Linked DNA regions of Homo sapiens: region 1 is linked to region 2. A link is an interaction called in ENCODE POLR2A ChIA-PET data of the cell type or tissue named here. Cell type or tissue: GM12878. All regions are shown on one strand. Each heading gives the region's core, and the rest is flanking DNA. Links, peaks and the distances in the headings are about the cores only.

Region 1 (12,169 bases), core at 4,582-9,581, 750 kb after region 2:
TTACAGGTGTGAGCCACCACGCCTGGCCTAAATATTAGTTTAATAAATGACTATGGTCCATGGAAAACCCAAGTAGTCAAATACCTCACTACACAAACAGTTTAGTATTCACCTTATTACAATTTTCAGCTATTTTAAACAATATTTTATTTTATTTTTTTTTTTTGAGATGGAGTCTCGCTCTTCCGCCCAGGCCAGAGCGCAGTGGTGCTATCTTGGCTCACTGCAAGCTCTGCCTCCTGGGTTCACGCCATTCTCCTGCCTCAGCCTCCCGAGTAGCTGGGACTACAGGCGCCCGCCACCACACCTGGCTAATTTTTTGTATTTTTAGTAGAGACGGGGTTTCACCGTGTTAGCCAGGATGGTCTCTATCTCCTGACCTCATGATCCACCCACATCAGCCTCCCAAAGTGCTGGGATTACAGGCGTGAGCCACCGTGCCTGGCCTAAACAATATTTTAAAAGGTGAACCATAAGTAAAACATTTGTGGAATTCCCTAATCACATCCCAAGAACCTAAGAATCTGATAAAACACAGTGTGGATTCTGCTATTCTCAAATCTCTTTCCTTGAACTATTTGGCCCCACATACAACTCCAAATGCATTTTTGCTGTAGGAAAAATTCCAAGCCAGCTGGCAACATGAGGGACTTGAAATCTCTCAAGACAGCTTGATCCATCACAGTTTAGGTCAATGACCTACAAAGTTAAAGGTTACAAAAAGAGAGAAAACCTTCTAAAGGGGATAAAAAATTGATATTCCCAGGTGTTGGGCCACTCACAAACTAAAGTAAGATCTACAGAACCCTGCAAGTGGCTGTCCTCCAAGGTATTACAGAAGAGGCAACCACTTTATCTTGCAATTGTGTGAGCACAGAGGAGGGAAAACAATATGCGTGAGGTTCATGAGAAAGGCCACCAGCCTTTCCAACATGAAGGAATAATGCTTCTGGCCCCTGGCCAACTGGAAATGCTAACCAAATGTTGCAAGTAGGGTCAGTCTCCCTAACAGGGCAATGCTTTGAGCAACCCAAAGCATTTAAGTGATCTCATTAATCTTCATAACACCCCTAGATGTAAATAGGTAGTAATAAGGAATATTGCCATTCTTCAGGGAAAAAGGCAGTGGTGCAAGAGGTTAAGAGATTAGATTCTTTGAATGCATTAGTTGTATAGCTTGGAGGAATGATTCTATACTTCTATTTTTCTCCTGTCATTACCAAAATGAAAAGCAAGAGTTTGCCAAAGTGTAACAGTTCAGTGTTATGGCTATAGCAAATAAAAACATGAGTTTTTTCTGCCTGTGGTATGGATCTACTTTTTTTTTTTTTTCTCAAATGCCATGGAATAAAATTTGACATTGCACATTCACGTGCAATAAACCAGATTCCTTTTAGGAGTAATAACATATGAGGAGTACACAGATCCAATGGGCTGAATAATTCAAATCACAAAGCTATTAAGTTTGGCAGATGCAAAATCACAATATTGAAGCCCATTCTTCGTTTCCCCACTAGACACCTGAGTGCGTTTTCTACGTCTTCACCAAAGTTTCTTGCTTACTGACTCTAGGATTGAATAACTCATTCCTGGGTCCCATCACTTCCCCCAGTGGCCTATTAGAAACAAATCACTAAGCATAACAATATATTCTCGGAGGGAGCAGTGGGGACCTTAATAGATGAAGTTCATTTGTATCTTCATGTAAAGTAGTAAAATGCAGCCGGCATTAAAGAAAAGGTTGAGCCATCATGAGCATATTAACTAAATGACTCATTTCATCTAGAGACACTATAAAACTTAACTTTGACCTCCATAAATTATGAAAGACACAGGTGTTTTAAAAGGACATTCTCTTAGAATAACTCAATTGGCCTCTGATGAATATGACTATAAAATCAAAGAAAAAATTACAAGTTCCTATTGAACGTATGAGTTAGAGGTTTGCTTACAACTGAGAAAAGAAGAATTAAGGAAGGTAGATTTGTATTTTGTACTAGAGCAAATGAAGGCAGAAGCCGATAAAATGTATAAAGACATTTTAACAATGTTGACAGAAACGTTTGTTGCTGATTAATAAAAGTTTAGACCAAGGCTGATCACGAAACAATCCAAAGACAAAACAGACACTGCCCATGAGCCAGTTGGGGAAGGCTGAGAGCTGACCAGTCTCTCCTGTCCCTGCACCAGCTTCCTGCACACAATACTTTCCTCACTGCAAGTTTCCTTCCATCCTCACTGCTGTCAACATCTAACTGGCACAGAACTTTTCAAGTATAGTGACATCCTACATGATACGCACATTTTCAATTGCACTGGTAGACTTTTGAAGATAACAAGTTATGTTTGAGATGGAGTCTCGCTCTGTTGCCCAGGCTGGATGTGCAGTGGCAGCATCTCGGCTCACTGCAACCTCCATCGCAGGCATTCAGCAATTCTTGTGCCTCAGCCTCCAGGGTAGCTGAGATTACAGGTGCGCGCCACCATGCCCAGCTAATTTTTTGTGTGTTTTTAGTAGAGATGGGGTTTCGCTGTGTTGGCCAGGCTGGTCTTGAACTCCTGACCTCAGGTGATCCCCCTGCCTGGGCCTCCCAAAGTGCTGGGATTACAGGCATGAGGGAGGCCGAAGCAGACAGATCACCTGAGGTCAGTAGTTCGAGACTAGCCTGGCCAACATGGCGGGAACCTACCCCTACTAAATATACAAAAAAATTAGCTGGGCGTAGTGGTGCACAACTGTAATCCTATCTACCTGGGAGGCTGAGGCACGAGAATCCCTGAATGTGCAAGGTGGAGGTTGCACTGAGCAGAGATCCTGCCACTGCACTCCAGCCTGGGCTACAGAGCGAGTCTCAATAAATAAATAAAATAAGGAAAAATAGTAACTATATCCTTTAAAACATAAAGTGTTGTAAAATTAGTTTGATTATCTAAGTGTAAATATTTAATATCGTGATCATATCAGTAAATTTAAATATAATGATTTAATTTAATCATGTAACCAACTCATATAATTCACCAATTCACCAGCATGTCTATAATTGTGATTTCCAAGACTTTTCATTATGCTGGTCGACTCTAAGTAAATTCTAGGAGACTTTTTATTTTGTGGTTATAACTATCCTAAAAAATGTCTGCTTCATGTATTTTTTTCATGGGTTTCTCAGAAGATAATTAAATTTCAAAATTACAAAGCCTTTCCAAATAGTATCACATTATATTTAAATAGTTAGATCACATTTAAATCACAGTTTTTAATTCTTTTGTGAGTTTTTTTCTAAAATATTTTAAAATATGGTGACAAATTTATAATATGGTCATGTGATTAGCTATCTCCTCAGTCAGAATTTTCTCTACCCTCCTCAAAAATAGTAAATATGTATTCTTCGGGCTATGCAAATTTCAAGATAACTGTAATTTAATTTTTGTTGCTGTTAATACTGTTACGTGTGTCTGGTACCCATTCTCCCAGAATCATATTAACTTCTTTCATTCCCTATCCCAGAAAGAGCATTTTGAGCTCCTTAAAAGTCTTGGTTATTAGAAATAAATTTCAAAGAACACACTAAAACTGAGATCAAACCATTTTAATAGCATTCTTATATATTTAAATACCAAGATTAAAAGGTGCAAAAATAGATGGATAGTCTCTTATTATTTAGCAAGTAGAATGAAATAACAAAGATACATTTTAATGGCATGCAGTAACTAAACAATGCCGCCAGCAAATCTTAGAGATATAAAATCAGGAAAATATTTTCCCACAAATATATTTAGGGTAAAAGTTATTAATCAATATTGTTAATAATTACACTAATAGTTTACATTTTATTATGCTTTAATTATTACTTGCAAATCTCTAAGTGCTGTGAGGATTACAGATGATGATTTATTGCTCTAAATTTAACTCGCGACTTTTGCCTTTGTGGGTCCTCTGGGTATCTGATTTGTTCCTTTCTGTTTTTCAGTTAACAGAGATAATTTTTCATTTGAAAAAAAATGCCAACTGAATATTTCTATGGTTCCTTTAACCTGTGATTTCCTAGGACTATTCATGCTTTAAATTATCTCCATATACAATTAATTTTCTAGGTTATCTTCAGTATTCATACAAATCTGAGATCTTTTTTCTCATGTATCTTCTAATAATCAAAGAATTACAGCTCATCCTCCCATATGCTCTATCCCAGTCACACTCCCAAAACTCACTGAATGGTTTGATGCTTCCCACCAGCCAACCCACTCTGTTGGCCATCAATTGCTGTCAAAATCAGAACTGAAACGTGTCTCAAATCTGGCTTCTCATCTCCATTGCCATCATCACTGCCTAAGTCTAAGCACCCTCTACTCTCACCTGATCCACAACCCGCAACTGCCATGCCTCGCTCCAAATTCTGCAAGTTCTAGTGCCTAGTGCATCCTGCACACAATATGGTGGACGTATCTTCCTAATGCAAATATGATTATGTGAACATATAAATGTAGAAATCTCCTGGGCTCCTCAATGCCTTTAGCAGAGGTTCTCAAATTTACCAAGCCAGCAGAGCAATGGGAGCTTGATTAAATCAAAGATTCTGGCCGGGCACAGTGGCTCATGCCTGTAATCCTAGCACTTTGAGAGGCCAAGGTGGGTGGATCACTTGAGGTCAGGAGTTCGAGACCAGCCTGGCCAACATAGTAAAACCCTGTCTCCACTAAAAATACAATTAGCCGGATATGGTGGTGGGTGCCTGCAATCTCAGCTACTCGGGAGGCTGAGGCAGGAGAATTGCTTGAACCAAGGAATCAGAGGTTGCAGTGAGCCGAGATCATACCATTGCACCACTGCACTCCAGCCTGGGCAACAAGAGTGATGCTCTCTCTCACAAAAAAGATTCTGGCATTACTTCCGGAAAGTGGAATTCAGAGGACTTGAGGACAGGCCTGGACATCTACACTCTTGAAAGGCCTGTCAGGTGAACCTAAGACTGGCCCAGTTGGAGTCACTGGTCTAGAGGACTAAGTCTAAACTTCTTTATAATCTGGCCCCAGCTAATGCTCAGAGCTTCACCTATAATTACTTCCCCCTCTCTGTCACCAACAGGTGCCACGGAGCCAAGCACTTTTCAGCCTCATCAGAATCTCTGACTTTTCCCATGTGACTCTCTGTCTTCCCTGCCAGATTCCTCAAGCATCTCTCAGGCCCCGTTGGAGGAACACCTTCTCTATGCAGCCTCTTCAGATCGATGCACCATCATATCCCTTTACTCTTGGTGTTTTCAGGACCCTTTACTCAGGCTTCCCTTGGAGAATCTAATTGCTTGTGCCCGTCTCACCCACTAGGCCAAGATCATCATACTTTTTGTTTTGGGGCCAGAGAGCAGATAGTTTGCTTTTGTGGTCTATGTGCCAACTACTCGTCTCTGCAGTTTTAGCTCAAAAGCAGCCACAGAAGATGTGTGAATGAGTGGGTGTGGCTGTGTGCCAATAAAAGCATATTTACAAAAACAGGAGGCAACTCTGGGGCCCCAGCTTGCCAACCCTTGCGCTGGACTAGAAAGTCCTCATCAGGTAGAGAAGATGCTTCATCTTTGTTTCTCTAATGCCTAAGAAGCTTCCTGGCATAAAGTAGGTTCAATAAATATTTGAGTAACACAGAGTCTTGAAAGAAGAACTACATGAACTAATACATTTGGATGAACCCCATGTGGACCTGGTAGGAGAAAAGCTCTCAATACTCAGTCTGTAGCACATGTACATGCAAATAAGTTATTCAATTATTATCACAGCCCTTTGTTGGTTTGCTCATGGGATCTGGGAAATAGGAAGCCTTTGTACATTTATTTATTTATTTACGGCTGTCCCTTGGTATCCCCAGAGCATTGGCTCCAAGACCACCTCGAGTGCCAAAATCCATGGATGCTCCAGTCCCTGATATCAAATGGATTGGTATTTGCCTATAACCTATGCACATCTTCCCATATACTTTAAATCATCTCTAGATTACTTATATCGAGCACATTATAAATGTAAATAGTCGTTATGCCATATTGTTTTTATTGGTATCATTTTTATTGTTGTATTGTTTGTTTTTAATTTTTCCAAATATTTTAGGCTTGTGGTTAAATCTGCAGATGCAGAACCCAGGGAGGACCAACTGTATGTACTTACTTGCTTATAACTAAATAGATAACTGTTGTACTAGGCTGATATTCTCCCAACTCAAGCAGGGAAAAAAAAAATACAGATGGGAGGCCGAGGTGGGCGGATCGCCAGGTCAGGAGATTGAGACCATCCTGGCTAACATGGTGAAACCCCGCCTCTACTAAAAATACAAAAAATTAGCCGGGCGTGGTAGCGGGCGCCTGTAGTCCCAGCTACTCGGGAGGCTGAGGCAGAAGAATGGCGTGAACCCGGGAGGCGGAGCTTGCAGTGAGCTGAGATCACACCACTGCACTCCAGCCTGGGCGACAGAGCGAGACTCTGTCTCAAAAAAAAAAAAAAAAGTACAGATTAGTTTTTTTTGTTTTTGTTTTTGTTTTTGTTTTGTTTTGTTTTTTTACAATAGCAGAAGGAACAGAATGGTTAGAAATCTTTCCCAGGCATGTCAGTTGGCCACCAGTTTGTTAAAAGCACACACCCTGAGCCAGCTAAATCAGCAGAGCTGGGAGGGGCATCTTAATTTTGAACAAATGTCCTAGCTAATACTTAAGAACATTAATGTTTGGCAAATGTTGGACAAAAGGTAACAAAGCCAGCAGACAACAAGGAGACTTTTTAACATATATTGGGTAAATTAATCAAATAAGCGAATTAGAAGAAAGGGGAGAACAAGTAGAAGAAAGAGAGAGATAAGCCCAGAGAATCATAAAGGACATACCTGTGCATAGGGGCCAGCCCTGAGAAGGAAAGGGACAGAGAAGGGGAAACCTTTAAACCCTAAAGTGGAGGTTCATAAAGATTTGATTGGAAGAGGACAAAAAAGACTGCAGTGAAAAGCACTGTTCCTTTTCCATCACCAGCTGCTTGTCTTAAGTCATAATTAATGTAAACACAACATGAAAATCAGCATTACCTGGGATCTCTTCCCACAATGGGGTTCTACTCCTTTTTGCATTCACTGCTAATCTCTGATTTCATACCGCTCAGCATGTATTCCCTTTAATTGTGTCAACTTGACTAAAATATACTCTTTGGAAAAGACGAATAAGTGTGGCTACTGGAAGCAGAATCGCTGATCTGATAAACATCTTCAGTTTTCCTGTTAATTATATATTGCCTCCAAAAGAGTAATTCCAAGGTAAAATTTTCAAGTAAAAATAAGAATTATAATCACCGAAAAATAATGATATTGGCCAGTTGTTTAAAATAAATTTTATGTGAATTTAAAATTAATCCCCCTTGTTTAGAACCAGTGTGATAAAGTCATTTTGTAAAGAAGAAACTCATTAAATAGAAGCCTACCGTTTATTTTATGCGTCTCATAAGAATATATGCTATGTTAAAATAATTGGGAGGCCATTAGATTGAGGAGGCTTCACTGTCTTGGGTTCCTATGTAAACAAACCAAAATTCAACTCAATGTAAATAGTAAAAGGAAACTTAAGCTTAACCAATCAGAAACAAAACCCTAACTAAAGTCTAACTTCAGACTTAACCAATTAGAAACCACCAACTAACCTCTAACTAGGGAGTTTCCACTTTAACCAACTAGAGGCATTTTCTTTGTCTTGTTTCTGGGAAGAATATTATAAAAGTTTCCTCCCTTGCCACCCCCACCCACAAGTGGAGAGCTGCTGGAAGTCTGGTGATGCTTGATTCCTAAATCTCTAAATGTTCAAATAAACTTGTTAAAATTTTAATGCACCTAAGTTTATCGTTTAAGGGTTTTGAATACTTACAGCAAATTCAGCCAGAGCATAAAAACAGCAAGTTAATCTTTCCTTTTTTATCTGTAGTTTTGTAAATTCAAACCATTAGCCAAACAAATGGTTCAAAATAATAAACGAAAAGGATCAGAAATCCATACTATTTGTTGCACATACATTTATACAGACATATCTTCTGATATCTAGAAATACTGTAATGGTAAGTCAAGGGGTTTAGTGCAAGGTATTCAGGCAGCTATGGGCTGATACTCACATTGGGTCAGGTGTGCAAGGCGTGCAGTTATGGGCTGGTACTCACATCGGGTCAGAAGTACAAGGTGTGTAGTTATAGACTGGTACTCACACTGGGTCAGGTGTGCAAAGTGTGCAGTATGGACTGGTGCTTACATCATGTCAGATGTGCAAGGCATGCAGCTCTGGGCTGGTACTCACATTGCGTCAGGTGTGTGAGGTATGCAGCTATGGGCTGGTACATTGGGTCAGGTGTGCAAGGTGTGCAACTATGGGCTGCTACTCACATTGGGTCAGGTGTGCAACGTGTGCAGTTGTGGGCTGGTACTCACATGGGGTCAGATGTGCAATGCATGCAGCTATGGGTTGGTACTCACATTAGGTCAGGTATGTGAGGCTTGCAGCTTTAGGCTAGTACTCACATTGGGTCAGGTGTGTGAGGCATGCAGCTATAGGCTGGTACTCACATTGGGCCAGGTGTACAAGGCATGCAGCTATGGGCTGGCACTCACATTGGGTCAGGTGTGCAAGGCATGCAGCTATGGGCTGCTACTCACATTGGGTCAGGTGTGCAACGTGTGAAGTTGTGGGCTGCTACTCACATTGGGTCAGGTGTGCAATGTGTGCAGCTATGGGCTGGTACTCACATTACATCAGGTATGTGAGGCATGCAGCTATGGGCTGCTACTCACATTGGGCCAGGTGTGCAAGAAGACTCATGCATCTCTAGTGCCTTTTGTTCCCTTGGTGACTTAATGTTCTCATTTTGTGATGTTATTTTGTATAGAATTAAAATCAAACATTTCCAAGGACATAAATCATTATATCTGCTATGAATTATGATCATTACCTGATCCAAGTATTGGGTCTGTGGGCCTCAATCCCACCACCTTACCCATGGCAGATGTTTAGGCCATGTGGACTCACAGGTATTTGTTTGAGAGCTTACAGACGAACTTTCTTACTAAAATACCACAGTTTGTAAGACTGTACCCTTTGATTTATGTTTATATTACACTCAAGCTTTTTGGGAAAAGTAAGAGAATCAGAATTGAGTAATTGGATGAAAATAACTTAAAGACCAAGAAACACATTTAAAAACCTGAAGAAAATTCACATTTTAGAAACTGAGATAGATGTTAAAAAATGTTTTCATTTAGAAAAATCACATTTTGAAGAAAAGCACCTAAATAGCCAGAAAGAGTGACTCCACATCTTCCCCACAGTTCAGTGGCAAAGACTCATGCTACAGATGCTTTGATAATAAACTCTTTTTCATTAGCACTGTAGGTCTTTATGCATTATAAAAATATGGCCAATTTGTAAATGTCCAACAGCATTCAAACACTGCCTTATGTGTCAACCAAGTTAGTTGGCATTTGGAATAATACTTGGATTCAGCACAGAATACATATCAGAGTAATTCGGGATGGAATCACTTGCCACCCTTAGAATGAACCTGAAACACTAAAGACGAACTAATTCATTTGGGAAATAAAAATGTAATCACCCTCCCTTGTATCTGTTGCAACAATTCAATCTGCAGTGAAACTTACACTTGTATCAAGTGTGTGGAGTGTTATCACTGCCATTCCTTTTATAATCTTCTATACAAAAACCAGTCATAATATATTCTTTCATTTTGAATTTTTTATACCAAGAAACTGATCTTAGTAGGATTTGTGACAAAGAAGTATGCAATCATTCAACAAATATTATCCCAAGAGTAGGAACAAATAGAAATCAAATAATGCAAGGAAATAACTGAAATGCTTCACTGTGATTATCTCTGAAATTGTTTTTTTCTTTATGCTTTACTGTATATTCTACATTTTGTAAATGAAGATACCTAAGTTTCATTACTGAAAACACAAATATTATTAACTTTTAAAGAGACTGGGGGAAAACAAGATATGACTGTTGATGCATTTAACATAATACGAAAGTTCATGTGCATCCTGGAAATGAAAATGTATGACTTCTTCCAGAAATTCCCTGAATTCAGATCCAAGTACCTTCCGATTCTCCATAACCACAAATGGCTGAAAGAGAGGCTTTTCTTTTGCAGCCTAACGAACTTCCTTTATCAAAGAGTACAAAGAATCTTTAACTGTTTCAATTTCAGGAACATACAGTATCACTAGTATAAAGTGAAACCATCCAATAAATGGTTCCACAATGCCTAGTGCTATGAGAAAAAAAAATCGACTATTATTCTATTTTTTCACAACTCATATTTTTAAACCATTACTGATTTCTGAAATATACACCTGTTATCTAAACTTACTCTTGCTAAATCAAGCTTTGCCAAACAGGAATCTGAGGGCTGGGTTATTTTTAAAGTTTTATATCTTACTCATATGCCCTCTCAAACTTTCTGAGCCTAATCCCATGAAATTTCCCAGGTGAAATTCCTATTCTCTTCTTTAGGTAGCGTCTGCCTGAAAGGCATATGCACACGTATGCGAAACCCATGAAGACCCTCAGAGCTTCCCTAGGGCTGCGCGCTCACCAGCCTGCCTGTTAATGTGACAGTAACTTCTCACGGGTTATTTTATTTCATCTTCGCAACAGCTGAAAGGGGTAGAAATTGTTGCATCATCTTTACAGGTGATAAAATCAGGCTCTGAAACTGGCTTAGAGTCACTTAGGTAGGGGCCAGCCTCTTTTTTTTTCTGTTATTATTTATCAAGTGTCTATAATGTACCACACACTGCTCTAGAATAAAAAACTACAGCCCATGCTCCCGGGGTCACCAAACCTTTGGAACATACTTATGATAAACATATAAAAGGTTGTTATTTGGAATTCAAATTTAACTGGGCATCATGGATTTTTATTTGCTAAGTCTGGCAATCCTATGTATTCATGTCCACCATGCCATACAGCATGCTAGGTTGACTCAGCGGCCCATCCGATCCTTCCCAGCAGACCATGTTGATATGCAATGGATGGAGACCTCCAGGAATGAGGTCTGGGATGAGGACTCCAGGGATATTGAATTGCAGATTCCAGGGGCCCTGGGATGGAAGCCACAAGACACATTGGGATGGAGACTCTAGGGACGCTGGGATGGACACTCTAGAGACATTGGGATGGAGACGACAGGGATGCTGGGGTGGAAGCTCCAGGGAAACTAGAAGACACAGAGATAGAGACTTCCAGGAATGCTGAGATGGAAACCATTGGAGATATTGGACAGAGACCTCTAGGGATACTGAGAGAGAGAGAGACACCCCACTGACACTGGAATAGAGAACTCCAGGGACTCTGGGATGAAGACCTCCTGGGACAGGTACCCCTTGAAAACAATTCCCAGCTGCCATCCACAGCCAGAACAGGAGCATAAGACATCTCTTCAAAATACCCTAATTTGCTCTGTGGCTTCTCACATCCCTTAGGAAAATCTTGAGTCACTGACCAAAAGCCAACCACTTGCAGAGAATGAAGCGCTGGTCTGTTCACACAGCACCCAGGACCTCCAGAGACAACAAGAGAATCTCATGAGTCAAAGTCATAGAAAAGCCTTTCCAAAGTTCTTTAGAGATGAATGAGGGATGCAAGACTCAAAACACTAATTGGGGTCACATTTGTACCTGCCCCACCCCGGTAAGGGGTCTGTTCCCTTGACTCAGAGTGAAAGCTCATTTTCCCTCAGGGTGAGCTTTGGTGTATACAGCCTGCCACTGGCTCATGCCCTTGCCAGATGTAGGTGTCTGAGATAAATTGTTATAATCCCAACCCCCTTTTCCCTAAGTGTTCACCTGGATGCAGAGGGGAACATAGACAAATTCAACTCTGGAAATAAATGTGTTGAATCAACAGGTATCTTTGAGCTTCTATAAGCAGGAAAAATCTGTGCTATATGCTGGAGAAATAAAGAAAAGACAGGCACTTCCCTTGCCTTCTGGTAAGTCACCATCTGATAAGGGTGACTTGTCAAGAAATAATGCAATATTGTACATTAAGTGCAGTTAAAAAAAAAAAGTAGATGTCCAGTATGTTACTAGGGCCACACAGGACAGAGAATGTGGTGGTTCAGGACTGCTGGTGGACCCTTGAGCCAGGTC
Region 2 (12,169 bases), core at 4,091-9,090:
AGGGAGGGGGAGAAAGTGGATAAAAGGGAGGGGAAGAAAGTGTTCATTATATGTAAGAAACTTCTGGCATTTCAAACATTTATCCAGTGTGCTTGAGTACCGTGCCAAATAACTTACAAATTACGGCTAAAATTAACTCTGATCTTTCTCAAATTGAGACTTTAACAAGGATCTAAACAAACATTATTATTCTGAGAAAGGAAGGGTCTAAGTGGCTCAAAATCTGGAGCTTTCTTGATTGACGAAAAAAAAATTACAAATCAATGTCTAGGAAATTTAAACTCGCAAAGGTACAAATTTAAATACCCCACATTCTCAGAGCCTTTATTTTTTCTTTTCGTTTCTTGGGCAGTAGCAATACATTCTGCAGAAATTCAGGACTGATATTATCCTTTAAAAGTAGCTGTCAAGAATTACACTCCCATTTGTCAGCACCCGTCTTGGGGTGTCAGGCTGAAACCTGTGATCCATTCCCAATGAGATCCCATGGAATCCATGTCTGTCTGCTTTATGTGGTCAGTTGTTTCAGGTGGAGGCTGACATCCCCGATGGAACCTGGGGAACCTGAATCCCCGACGTTTGTGCTTCTGTGTCTGGGCTGACCTGGGCCCAGCAGCCTCCTCCTTGATATGATTCCCAGGTCCTCAGTGGGTCATGTGGCCTCCCCCATTGTTTCCCCTATTTCTGGATGCCCCAAATATCTTACTGTTCCAGCCATATAATCTAGTAATTCACACAAAGTTATTGTTGTGTAGATCATTTGCAAAGGTCAGGGTGGGAACGAGTACTTCTTAGTGAATGTTGCTGTAGTTGGGTATTTCCCATCCTTTCAGGTCTCATTTTTAATAGCACTAGAGCTGGAAATCAACCAAATTCTGGATGCAGAGTTTGTCTCAGAAGGTGAAGGAGGGTGGAGTGATAAAAGATTGGGCCTATGATGTACCAAGACACAATTTTTCCTCTTTGAAACTTTTTCTAAAACCTAGCTCTAGACACTTCTAGAAGTTCATGGGGTAAAACATGAAATTTGCTCGTAAGTTAGTCCAAAAGCCCATTCCCTCATCCTATTGAGAAAGGAGTTGAATTTCCTTCTCTGTAACACATATGTGGAAAAAGCAACTGTGCGTTCGGTCATCCATGTTCACTTTGCAGACACTTCTACTGGTATAAAGTGCGTGAGCCATTCATTCCTGTGATGAGGGCTTTGGCTGATTGAGATCAAATCTGGACATTCTATTTGCTCAGGTGGTGCTGGGCGGCATTTCAGGAGAGGGCTGTAGATCATAAGAAACTGAGGTTTTGTGTCATTAATTTGGATTTAGAAGTGATTGGGAAAACGTCCTTCTCTGTTGGTTGTACTGCCTTCTGATGCTGCTAAAGCCAATAATTAATAACATTTTTCCTGAGCAAATTTGATAAAACAATTACTAATGACTATTGGTTAGGGTTGACATTAAGATAAAGTAAAATAAAAAGAACAGAAAACCAGTAGTAATTATGGTCTTTGTTAAATTCCAGTGATCCAAAAGCAAGCAATAGATTTAGTAAGATCTTAACCTCAGTATGTGCAAAAGGCCTGTCCTAAAATGTAGAATAATAGTGATAGTAATAATAATAATAACCTTTTATAATCCATGGAGACCATGAAATCACAAAGTTTGTCTTCTCGCCCTAAACTATATATTTGAGGATTTTGTGAAAACATATTATATGCCTTTTCTAAATGGAGATCTCACAGTTGTTTTGGTTATGGCTTCCAATTTAATATGAAGAAACATTTGCTTTGTTTTGTTGCTATAGGGTTTAACTTAGAGTGGGCAGTTTCTTAAATCCATCGAGAAGATTAGAGCGGGAAACAAATTTGGTTATGTTCCCCTTTAGGAGAAGAGGGCAGGCTGCAGTGAGAACTGGAGACACTCACTCTTGAGTGGTCTGCATTCTCTACGCTGAAGGGAGAGCAGGTTTGATAACTGTGTCATGTTGCTGTGTAGAACAGGCTGCTCTCACATGAGACCTAGGCCACAGGAGAGAACCTGTCTAAAGAAATCCTACTGAACAGATACTGGTAGCCCTGGAGGGTGAAAATGTTGCATGAAAAGCATGATCCTTGAGTTAGATTTTCTTAGTGCCAGGATCTCCCTGCAAGCCCCATCTCCACATTCAAATAATTCCTCATGTTCTTTTTCCTTTGGTTACTTCTTCCCCTCCACCCCCCATCACCCTGATACTCACTCTCATACCTAGATCATTCCAAGTGTGCCTGAACCAAACCCAACTTGACTTGAATTCCTCCAGCTTCCCTCCCAGCCTCTTCCTTCCCTCTTCCCCACTTATCACCATTATCCAACCTGCTACAGTCAAATCAGAATTCCACTGCCACCACCACCCATCCTCCACATTTCCGAAACATGGAGGTTTTGCACTCCACATTTATAGTGGAGTATATTAATAGTCCTAATAGGGATTAAGGACTATGCATAGTACAGCTCCACCATTTATTTCTATCTTTCTCTCTAACCCTGCACCAAATCTCTGCTTCAGGCTCATTGATTAACCTGTGGCCTTTCACATAGGCCAGGTGATTTTTATTAATCCTATTTTCTATTCCTTGGTGCCTTCTATTATTTTTTAACTTAATCTTATTCACACTTTGCAAGTCTATCCATCTTACAGAGCCCTGTTTTCCTAAGCCTTCTTCATCCTCCTCTTCTGAACTCTACATATTGTCTGTTCCATTAACTAGAATTTTTAATCATGCCCCTGAGTTTCCTTAGCTCCCATAGAACTAAGGATAGTCTTTTTTTTTTTTTTTTTTGTGCAACATTCAGTGGCCTCAGATTTGCCCTGGCCCAACCCGTGGCTTGGGTGATATGGTTCAATCTCTTCATCATCATCAACTTGTGCTGCACCTCATTAGCTCAGCACACATTTATTAGGCTCCTGTTACGGGACGGGAGCTCTACTAGGTGCTGGAGTTATAGAGTAAATAAAGCAGACATCCTGGTCCTGGAACACTCATAGTATAGCAATGACAATAGCGGCATGCATAGAAATAGACAAACATGCTCCAGTGAGGAAGCAACTGAGTGGAGCGTGCAGTGTGCTCAGATAATACATTTGGATGATCTGGTTTTAAATCCCTGCTCTCGCACTTATTATTTCTGTCTCACATACTACCTGTGTCCAGCTCCTCCCCTGTAAGAGGAAATTAACCATAGCTTTAGCATAGGAATATCATGAGAATGAACTTGATAATCTGACGCAGTCCTTGGTCCAGCACCTGGCATTGCAGACAAGCCCAGCAGCTGCTCCAGGTTGTTCTTGTCACTCAGCTGGGTCCCAGAGAAATGGCCTGGGGCTGCCTGGGACTTGGAAAGGAGGAAGGAGGTGTACCTCATGGGGGGGGAGGGAAGCATTAGGGCAAAAAAGTGAGATTTTAAAACTTAGAAAATGCTTTTTTTCTATTATTCTGAGTACTTCTCCAGACTAAAAAAAAAAAAAAAAATCAACTCCATGGAAGAATCTGATACAAAATATAAGAAATGGAAAATCATAAATTAAAATGTAGTTTCAGGGCATGCAATATATTTAGGCAGCTGTATTAGTCTGTTTTGAATTGCTGTAAAGGAATACCTGAGGCTTGCTAATTTATAAAGAAGGTTTATTTGGCTCATGGTTTTTCAGGCTGTTTAAGAAGCAGGCCATGAACATCTGCTTCCAGTAAGGATGTCAGGAAGCTTTTACTCATGGAGAAAGGAGAGGGGACCCCCATTCCGGGAACAAGAGTCGGGGAGTCAGGGAGGAGGGGTGGGGGAGGCACCATGCTATTTTTTTTTTTTTTTGAGATATAATTTCGCTCTTGTCGCCCAGGCTGGAGTGCAGTGGCACGATCTCGGCTCACTGCAACCTCCGCCTCCCGAATTCAAGTGATTCTCCTGCCTCAGCCTCATGAGTAGCTGGGATTACAGGAGCCCACCACCACGTCTGGCTAATTTTTTGTATTTTTAGTAGAGATGGGGTTTCACTATGTGGGCAGGCTGGTCTCAAACTCCTGACCTCAGGTGATCCGCCCTCCTCAGCCTCCCAAAATGCTGGGATTACAGGCATGAGCCACTGCACCCGGCCAGCACCATGCTCTTTTTAACAATCCGCTCTCCTGTGAATGAACAGAGTGAGAACTTATTCATTACTGCAGGGAGGGCACCAAGCCATTCATGAGACATCTGCCTCCATGACCCTAAACATCTCCTACCTGGTTCCATCTCCAACATTGGGGATCATCTTTCAACATGAGTTTGGGAGGGGACACATCCAAACTATCTCAGCAGCAGTGTCACAGCCCGGCTATATCATTTCGGGGACTTTTCCATATTCCTGTGTAATTCATCCTTAGAAATTTTAAGGAACAAACTTGGATCACTCAGTCTATAGAACTTCCCGTAGTAGTTCAAAAAGCTACTCAACTCCTCCCCTCTACTTATCACAGGAAGACCACTATGTGGTGACATGGTGGATATCAAAGAGGAGCCCATCCTCCTGTGGCCAAGGGAATTGTGGGAAGTGAGGGAGAGGAGACATTGGTTCTGCTTCTCCCACCCCTAGCGAAGACCAGGCAAGGGACCCGTTCTCCCAACACTCCAATGAGGTGTGAGCCAAATATCCTCCCTGAAACCAGGACTTCTGCCAAAGACAGAATTTGGGGAGGGTCAGCTCCTGGAGAGACTGAGCAATTTCTGAGTGAGTTCATTAAATCCTTGATAAAATGAAGATTTAAGTTGCTTGGTCTCAAAAATGTTTTCCCATCCCCTAATGGCTAAGGGCTTAAAAAGATAAAGAGTTCTGTTTTGACTGGAATCCAGGGGTCAGGAGCGTGGCAGCCTCCATCACAGGGTCCTGCCAAGCTTGTGAATCCTCAGGCAGTGACAAGGACTTAAATGACCTACTGAGAGTCTGTGATTTGTGCACCCAAATGCTGAGCTGTATTTATTTTTATTTTATAACTTACTGACAACTGGATGGTCTCCCTAAAGTGAAAACAGCCTCCTTTGCCATCTTGTCATGGTTTATTTCTTGTCCAATATTTTGTTTGATAGTTTTGTTTCAGACGTGATCTATTAGGAAGGAGCCAGCATACCACAGCAGTTCAGGGACACAAATTATTGGAAGGAAAAAGAAGATCCACTCCGAAAGAAGATGAAAGGAAGGGAGAAGTTGAGGCAGTTCTGATTGTAGTCGTTTTCTAATGAATAAATCATGGCGGGTTCTGAAATACTGTTGTACCCACTGTTCTCAATGGGAAGGAACTAGGAGGAGAAAGCTTAGGGACAGAAACCAGGGGAGACATTCTGACGCAACAAGCACCCCACACTGGTGCTGCTGCAAGACCAATTGAGAAAAAGTGCTGTGGGCGTATCACTCAAGGATTTCCTACTAACGGCAGTGATGAAAAAAACACCCTTTCATGAAACAGATTAGACTGCGATTGCTCAATGATTCTTAGGCTAAAGTGTGGCTTCCCGGGTACAAGGATGGCAGTCAATCACTGACTAACCACCAGGAAGAAGTGATGTGGGCTGGGCGCCCCCAAGCGCAGGCAAGAGAGGATGGAAGCCTGGACAACTGAAGACTGTCACCGCCACCTCCCTCAATCACCTTCCCCTCCAGCCTCGCTCATTTTTCCCTTGAGGAAAATCTACAACTTAAATTAGCTCATATTTGGATCCAATATTCAGGGCAAAGGCAAGAGGCGCTTCATCGGCATAAATTAAAAATCTTTATCTGTCTTTCCAGAATTTTTCATCGTTTTAGGAACAAGAGGTGAATAAAATAAACAGTGATATTACTTTGGTCCATGTTTCTGAGGCAGTGTGGAGTTTAGATTATACTATGCTAATTTTAACATGGATCTATTATGTGGCAAAAATCAGAATTGTCCTTTTTCATTATTTTCAGTGTTAAGTGATTACTGTCTAAGCATTTAAAGATAAACATGGATTTTAAGAAATAGTAATTCTTTTTCTCTTTCATACCATGTCTGTTTTCTCAGTGATAAGCTGTGGATATAACTCTTTTCTTCAACGATGGTCGTAATGAATCAACAATGTTAATGCATGTGGAAGCATCCAGTGAAATGCTGGGCACCCATCAGCCCTTCCTCCCGGCCTCCATTTTTTTCTTTCCCTCTTTCTCTTCTCTTTCATTACTTTCTCTTAGGAAAAATAGTAAATAATCAAATGGCTCAAATAGTTTATCGCTGACGTTCTTTAAGATGTCCTAAACAAACAAAAACTCCACAGAAAGATGATTTTTTCTTTTTTGGTTAATTTTGTGGGAAGAGTCTCTAAGATCAAAGTACCTCTTTTCCTTGGCAGTCCTGGCTTACATATTCAAGAAATACAAATCTTCTCAGAGGCAGCAAAGTCTCTACGTAGCCTAATTACTGAGAGGAATAAAAACACTGAGCGATGCAATCCATGAGTGATATAAATTAATATACATTTAGTAGGTGGTTTTAGCACTCAAATGTAGGACCTTAAGGTGCTTAAGATCCTTTGCAAGGCTAACATTACAAGGTATGTGTATGTACCTAACCATAAATATGTCGGAAAAGATAAAAACAAAAAACTACATTTTTTTCTTCTGTATCATTCAACTATTCTTGGTTAAATTCGAATCTGTTAAAAAGTGGTTTCGCATGACTCCTGTAGAATTTCACATACCTTCCACTTTAGCACTTTCATTTCTTCCTTATGTGACATATGTGCAGCTGATTTTGCCTCATTTTGGTCACGTTGTCTGAAGAAGGGTCTAAATATACACAGGGAATATTTCATAATTTAAATCCAGCCACTGGTTCCCAAACACACTTGGTCCAGGTATGTTTGCTTATTTATCATGCACAGTGTTTTTGATTTCTTAATCCAGTATTAAATGCAGAGACAATTCTGTCAGAAAATTTGGAGATCAAAACCAAAATATACTTTATAAATATAGACATTTGATTTTCTATTACACAAGTAATACCTATAAAATTGCTTTGAAAAGAAATTGTGTAAAGAACTCTTAGAACTCAGTAAAAAAAAAAAAGGAAAAAAAAAGACCCATGTATAAATAGGCAAATATGTAAATAGGTATTTTCCAGTGAAGATATACAATAACCAATACGCACAGGAAAAGATGTATGACATCACTGGTCGTCAGGGAAATGCAAGTCAAAATAGGAACGAGATGCTAGGTAATTTCCATTAAGATAGTTTCAGAAAACCAGAGAATAACAAGCATTGACAAGGATGTGGAGAAATTGGAGCCTTCATCCACTGCTGGTGGATTTAAACATAGAGAGTTACCATGAGACCCAGAAATTTCACTCCTTAATATATGCCTAGGATAAATTAAATGTATGTCCACACAAAAGCTTGGACCTGCATATTCTCATGAGCATTATTCACAAGAGCTAAAAAGTGGAAAGTATTGAAATAGCCATCAAGTGACGATAAATAAATGATAATAGATAATGAAATGTGGTATATTCATTCCACAGAGTATTATTCTGCAGTAAAAAGATATGAAATCCTGTCCATGATACAACATGGATGATGGGCCCTGGAAACATCAAGCTGAGTGAAAGAAGCCAAAAGGAACAAGACATACTCCCTACACCATGGGTCTCATGCCTGTGGCATAATGGCTATGCGCTGGTCAGGGGTAGATTGGCATTGTTTATTAGTTTTTTACTTAACCATCATAATGAAGTACCACAGTAGAGAAGTTGGGAGAGAGCATTAGAATGCATAAAGACGCAATGGAAATAAGAGGAAATAAGAGAAAGTCATTTTTATTTTAGGTCAATTGATCCTTTCATTAAGAAAGGATCAATTTTCTATTACACTTAATTTTAAGATTTCCTACAGTTATATTTACTTCTTATTTTCCTGGATTTTAAAAATGTTTTTCTTCTAAATTTATCTTTGTACATAAAATCTATAATGCTTGATTTTAATCCAAAAGCAATTAGGTTCATACATTTTCATGAAAATCATAATATAACTGTAAAATGACCAACTTACAGACATTTATGGACAGTCTGTCAGACCAGGTACAAGCTGTCTTTGTTAACTTTGGATACTAACAAAAGGAACTTTCTGCAAGTATAAAGCTTCACATTTACATGGATACATGTGTATACAAGACATTTATATAAATCAAATTGAATGAACAGCCTGAAATGTGTTCTTAATAGCAGAAACAGAGTGAATTTAATTATTTCTTTTGGATTCCCTATAAGAAATTCATACAGGATGTGGTCAAGTCACCTTTATCATGGTTAACAAAAAATTAAAGGGCTGCTCTCTGAAGTGTGGATCAAACTCAGGTGCACCAAATAATGAATTCTGGGCATCTCAGGACACAGCAATTCTGAGGGAAATCTACTGGATTCTCAAAAGCGTGTTGCATATCTCCATTCTACATTCAGCTTTTGCTTCCAAAGTTCTTCCACCTAGGACCTCAGTCTCTCATTCTGAGCATAGATTCCAGCAGGGAATATGGCATAGATTCTAGCAGGGAATATGGCCTCTATTCCCTGGCATAATAAAGTATGCCCTGGCAGTTGTGTGCAGGGCCAGCTTCTACCCACCTGTGAGTTTTCAGGGATTTGTGAGCTGGTTGACATTATTGGTAGCTTGAAACGAGAGGCAGTAGGAGAATATTATACAACACGGAAATTGGCAAGGACAATTTCACATAGAAGTTCCTCAGACAATGTTGAAGAAGCCTTTCCAGCTTGTTTCTGGGCCTCATGTACCTGCTTCTAAGAGAGGGAGACTTCTGAGTCACGACTTTCCATGCTTGCCTTTGGTCCTCTGGACTTGGCCTCTTTATAGATCTGGGGCCTCCGGAGGCTCCTTCCCAGAGTGTCTTTGGCTTATTCAGGGGTAGCCTCTCAGCTGAGGCTGTGGAGTCCTTCCTGTCACTTGTGCATAAATTTCCTTCCTTGTGAAATATAAGAAGGCCAGTGGCGGCCACACATCAGCTAGGATAGCATGAACAACGGCACAGGTGGTGTCCATAGCTCCCACTCCTGGATCCGTCTTCAGTTGGTGCCAAACTGAGAAGGGGAAGAAAGCATCCCCAAAGCCCCCCAAAGTTAACCCTCAAAGTATTTTAAGTCTTTGTATATACCCCATTTTCTCTTCACAGGTTTGTTAATAAAATGTTAAACTTACGTTGTAATTAACGTTCTCCCAAATCTACCAACTCCCCCACTAAACCTGCAAGTCCATAAACTCAAGTTTCCTTCTACTTCTTCTCCATTATAAATATCATTTTAAAAACATTCTTCAAAAACTCAAAGGCCTTGTCTCCAGTTTTCTGAAATCTGTTGTTCACAACGTATAATTATTTTGTGTTACACTTTCAGGCATTTCCTTGGATCTGAATCATCCATCAGCATTGCTCAGAAATCACGTCCTTTCCTTTCATTCTGTCTCATACATTTTCCAGGTTCCACGTTTTGTATGGGAGTCAGAGTGTGATAGTTAATTTTATGCATCAACTTGGCTAGACCAATGTGCCCACATACTTAGTCAAACATTATCTTGGAAAGGTGTTTTTTTTTTTTTTTTTCTGAAGGAGATTAACATTTAAATCAGTGGACTTTGAGTAAAGCACATTACGCTCCATAATGTGGGTGGGCATCGTCCAATCAGTTGAAGGCCTTTCCTGGAACAAAGACTGACCTCCCTGAGCAAGAAGAAATTCAGCCAGCAGAAGCCTTGAAACTCCAGCAACTCTTCCCTGGGTCTCCAGCCTGGCTGCTCCCCAAGATTTTGGACTCGCCAAGCCTCCACAATGACATAAGCCAATTCTTAAAATAAATCAATCCTATGTATCTCTCTCTCCCTCCCTCTCTCTTTCCCTCGCTTTTCATCCTGTTGGTTCTGTGTCTCTGGAGAACCATGAGTAACACACACAGATGCTAGCTTTTCTTCCCCTTGTCTCCTTTCTCTGTCTCCCTCAATATATTTGGGACCCTCACTATACCACTTTCTCTCTGACCCCAGGAAGTAGCATTTCCCAGTGGGGAAGGTTTTAGAGAACCAGCCCCACATTCTCTTTGCCAGCTCAGGAACCGGGTTTCTGCAGCTCTTCCTCACACCTGCCTTCTTCTCACACCTGCCACATCCTCACACTGGCCCCCTCCTAGAACCTGTCCCCGGTACCTGCCCCTCTCCTTCTTCCTGATCCATCCTGGTTCCTTGCCCCCCTCCTCCCACCTGCCTCCCTCTTAACATTCACCCCTCCTCAAACCTGTCCCCTCCTGGCACCTGCCCCATTCCTCCAACCCAGCCCCTCCTAGAACCTGCTCCCTCCTCACCCTGCTCCCCTCCTCATACCTGCCCCATTCCTTGCACCTGCACCTCTGCTCACACCTGCCCCCTCCTCATACCTGCCCTCTCCTCACACCTGTTGCTCAACTCTTAACTCCTCTCCCTCTCCTTTTATTCCCCTTCCTTCCGTCACTTGGAATCCATCCTCCTTATCTATCCCACTCCCCAGTTAATGTCTCTGCCTTTTGGGGGCACATGCAGCTGAGCTGGCTTCATTTGGCTGCTAATGTGGGTCTACTTTCAACCCGCCAGCTGTGTAGTTGCTGGGAGTCCTTGGGATAGAGCAGCTCCCCTCCCTCTTCACAGGTAACTTGCTGGGTCCCTGTACTCCTCCCAGTGACAGGTGATGCTGCTCCTGACTACACATGCCATGTGCACAGTTCCTTATTGTTTCTATAGCTTTCCTTGGCTGTGCACTGTCATGGCTCCAATACACCTCTGTTTCTTCACAGAAAGCACAAGAAAGGTCACCTCCATCTGCCCCTTTGCCCAGGTTATACTTTACACACTTCCCAGGCCACGCCCATTGTGATCGTGGAGCTGTTCGTTCTCCCCTGGTCTCCATCTTTTCTGTAGTCACTGTTTCACATTGAGGGAGTAGGGGACTTGGGCCCTAGAAATGAAATGAGCACTAAGTTTTGGTCTCTAATGATCTTAGATTCCCTGCTTCATATTGACTTGTTGCAGAAGCAAATCTCAATTCAGATAGCTAGCTTCTAGGAATAAATCCTACAGTAATTATGTTCTTAGGGATTAATTAATCAAACAGGTAATCTGGTCTTCCCTGAATATTATTTCTGAGAAGCCACCTCATGTTTTGTGTAAAATCCCTCAGCTTCATCTTCCGCAGAAAGATTTCCCTACTGCATGGCTCTCCCACCCCTCCTGTTTCCCCCAGGCTGTGGGGGCCATGCACCCGGGGAAGGGTTTGCTTTTCTTCTATTTGCTTCCCTCCACTTCATGTTTTACCAGCCTGTCTACTCTCCTACTGAGCATTCTCATCTTCCAATGCTCCAATGAGCATTCTGATTTCTCTGGTCAAAGTAGGAGAAAGGGCTTTGCTGTGCGCATTTTCAGATTCATACACCCTCTACAGTTACCATCTCTGAACAACCTACTCAGTAGCCTCTGCAATGGTCAGTTACTCCATCAGCTGGGAACTCCAAAAGGCTCATGTGCTACCATTCAGTGACCACTGGAGAATGCTCTGAAGAGAAGGCACTGAGATGTGCTAGAAGATTCCAGGCTGGTTTCTGTGTGTGAGGATGGTTGTTGGAGGGGCAGTGATGGGCTGGGACTGGTCAGATGCAGCTCAGCACTGATTGTGAATATTGAAGACTTTTGCAAGGCAGTTGTTAAACCATCGGCAACTTGAAATTACCCAGGGTGGAGGTATTAACATAATAGAAATCACTAAACCTACAAATCTGTTTTTGGTTTTGTGCTATTGTTTTCTAGAAAGCTAGTCTGCCAGCACACGACTAAAGGTGAGTGTTCTACCAGTTTCTGGTTCTTTTTACAATAGTGATGTTTCCTGGGTTCTCCATGTGAAGGAGAGAAAGAGAGAGAGAGAGAGAGAAGTTAGGGGTGGAGGGAGAAGGAGAGAGGGAGGAAAAGAGAGAGAGGCTAGAGATAGAGGAAGAAGGATTGCTAGTTTCTTGGACATGTAATACAGTGCAGTAGTGACTGCATCCTCCTCCTCCCTTCCTAACTAGGGCTACTGATATAGTTAGGTTTTGTGGCCCCACCCAAATCTCATCTTGAATTGTAATCTCCACATA

What was found. ChIA-PET counts read pairs that join two places held together with the same protein. Peaks named below come from ENCODE experiments on the same cell type or tissue, not always from the same donor. Only the 100,000 strongest peaks of a DNase experiment are listed, where the experiment ranks them.
Region 1: POLR2A ChIA-PET joins it to region 2 with 5 read pairs; 1 of 35 experiments calls an interaction of 5 or more read pairs at or near these places.

What each region holds. Positions count from the first base shown.
Region 1 is chr5:9,323,921-9,336,089 of GRCh38, forward strand. The region is part of intron 4 of SEMA5A (semaphorin 5A); the gene reads right to left. Among named protein-coding and RNA genes, the nearest start is that of SEMA5A-AS1, 180 kb to the right of the region's middle. In GM12878, for the core only: no CTCF peak of the experiment used is centred there; a DNase peak (open chromatin) is centred at 7,647.
Region 2 is chr5:8,570,800-8,582,968 of GRCh38, forward strand. No RefSeq gene overlaps it. Among named protein-coding and RNA genes, the nearest start is that of MIR4458, 120 kb to the left of the region's middle. In GM12878, for the core only: no CTCF peak of the experiment used is centred there; a DNase peak (open chromatin) is centred at 7,205.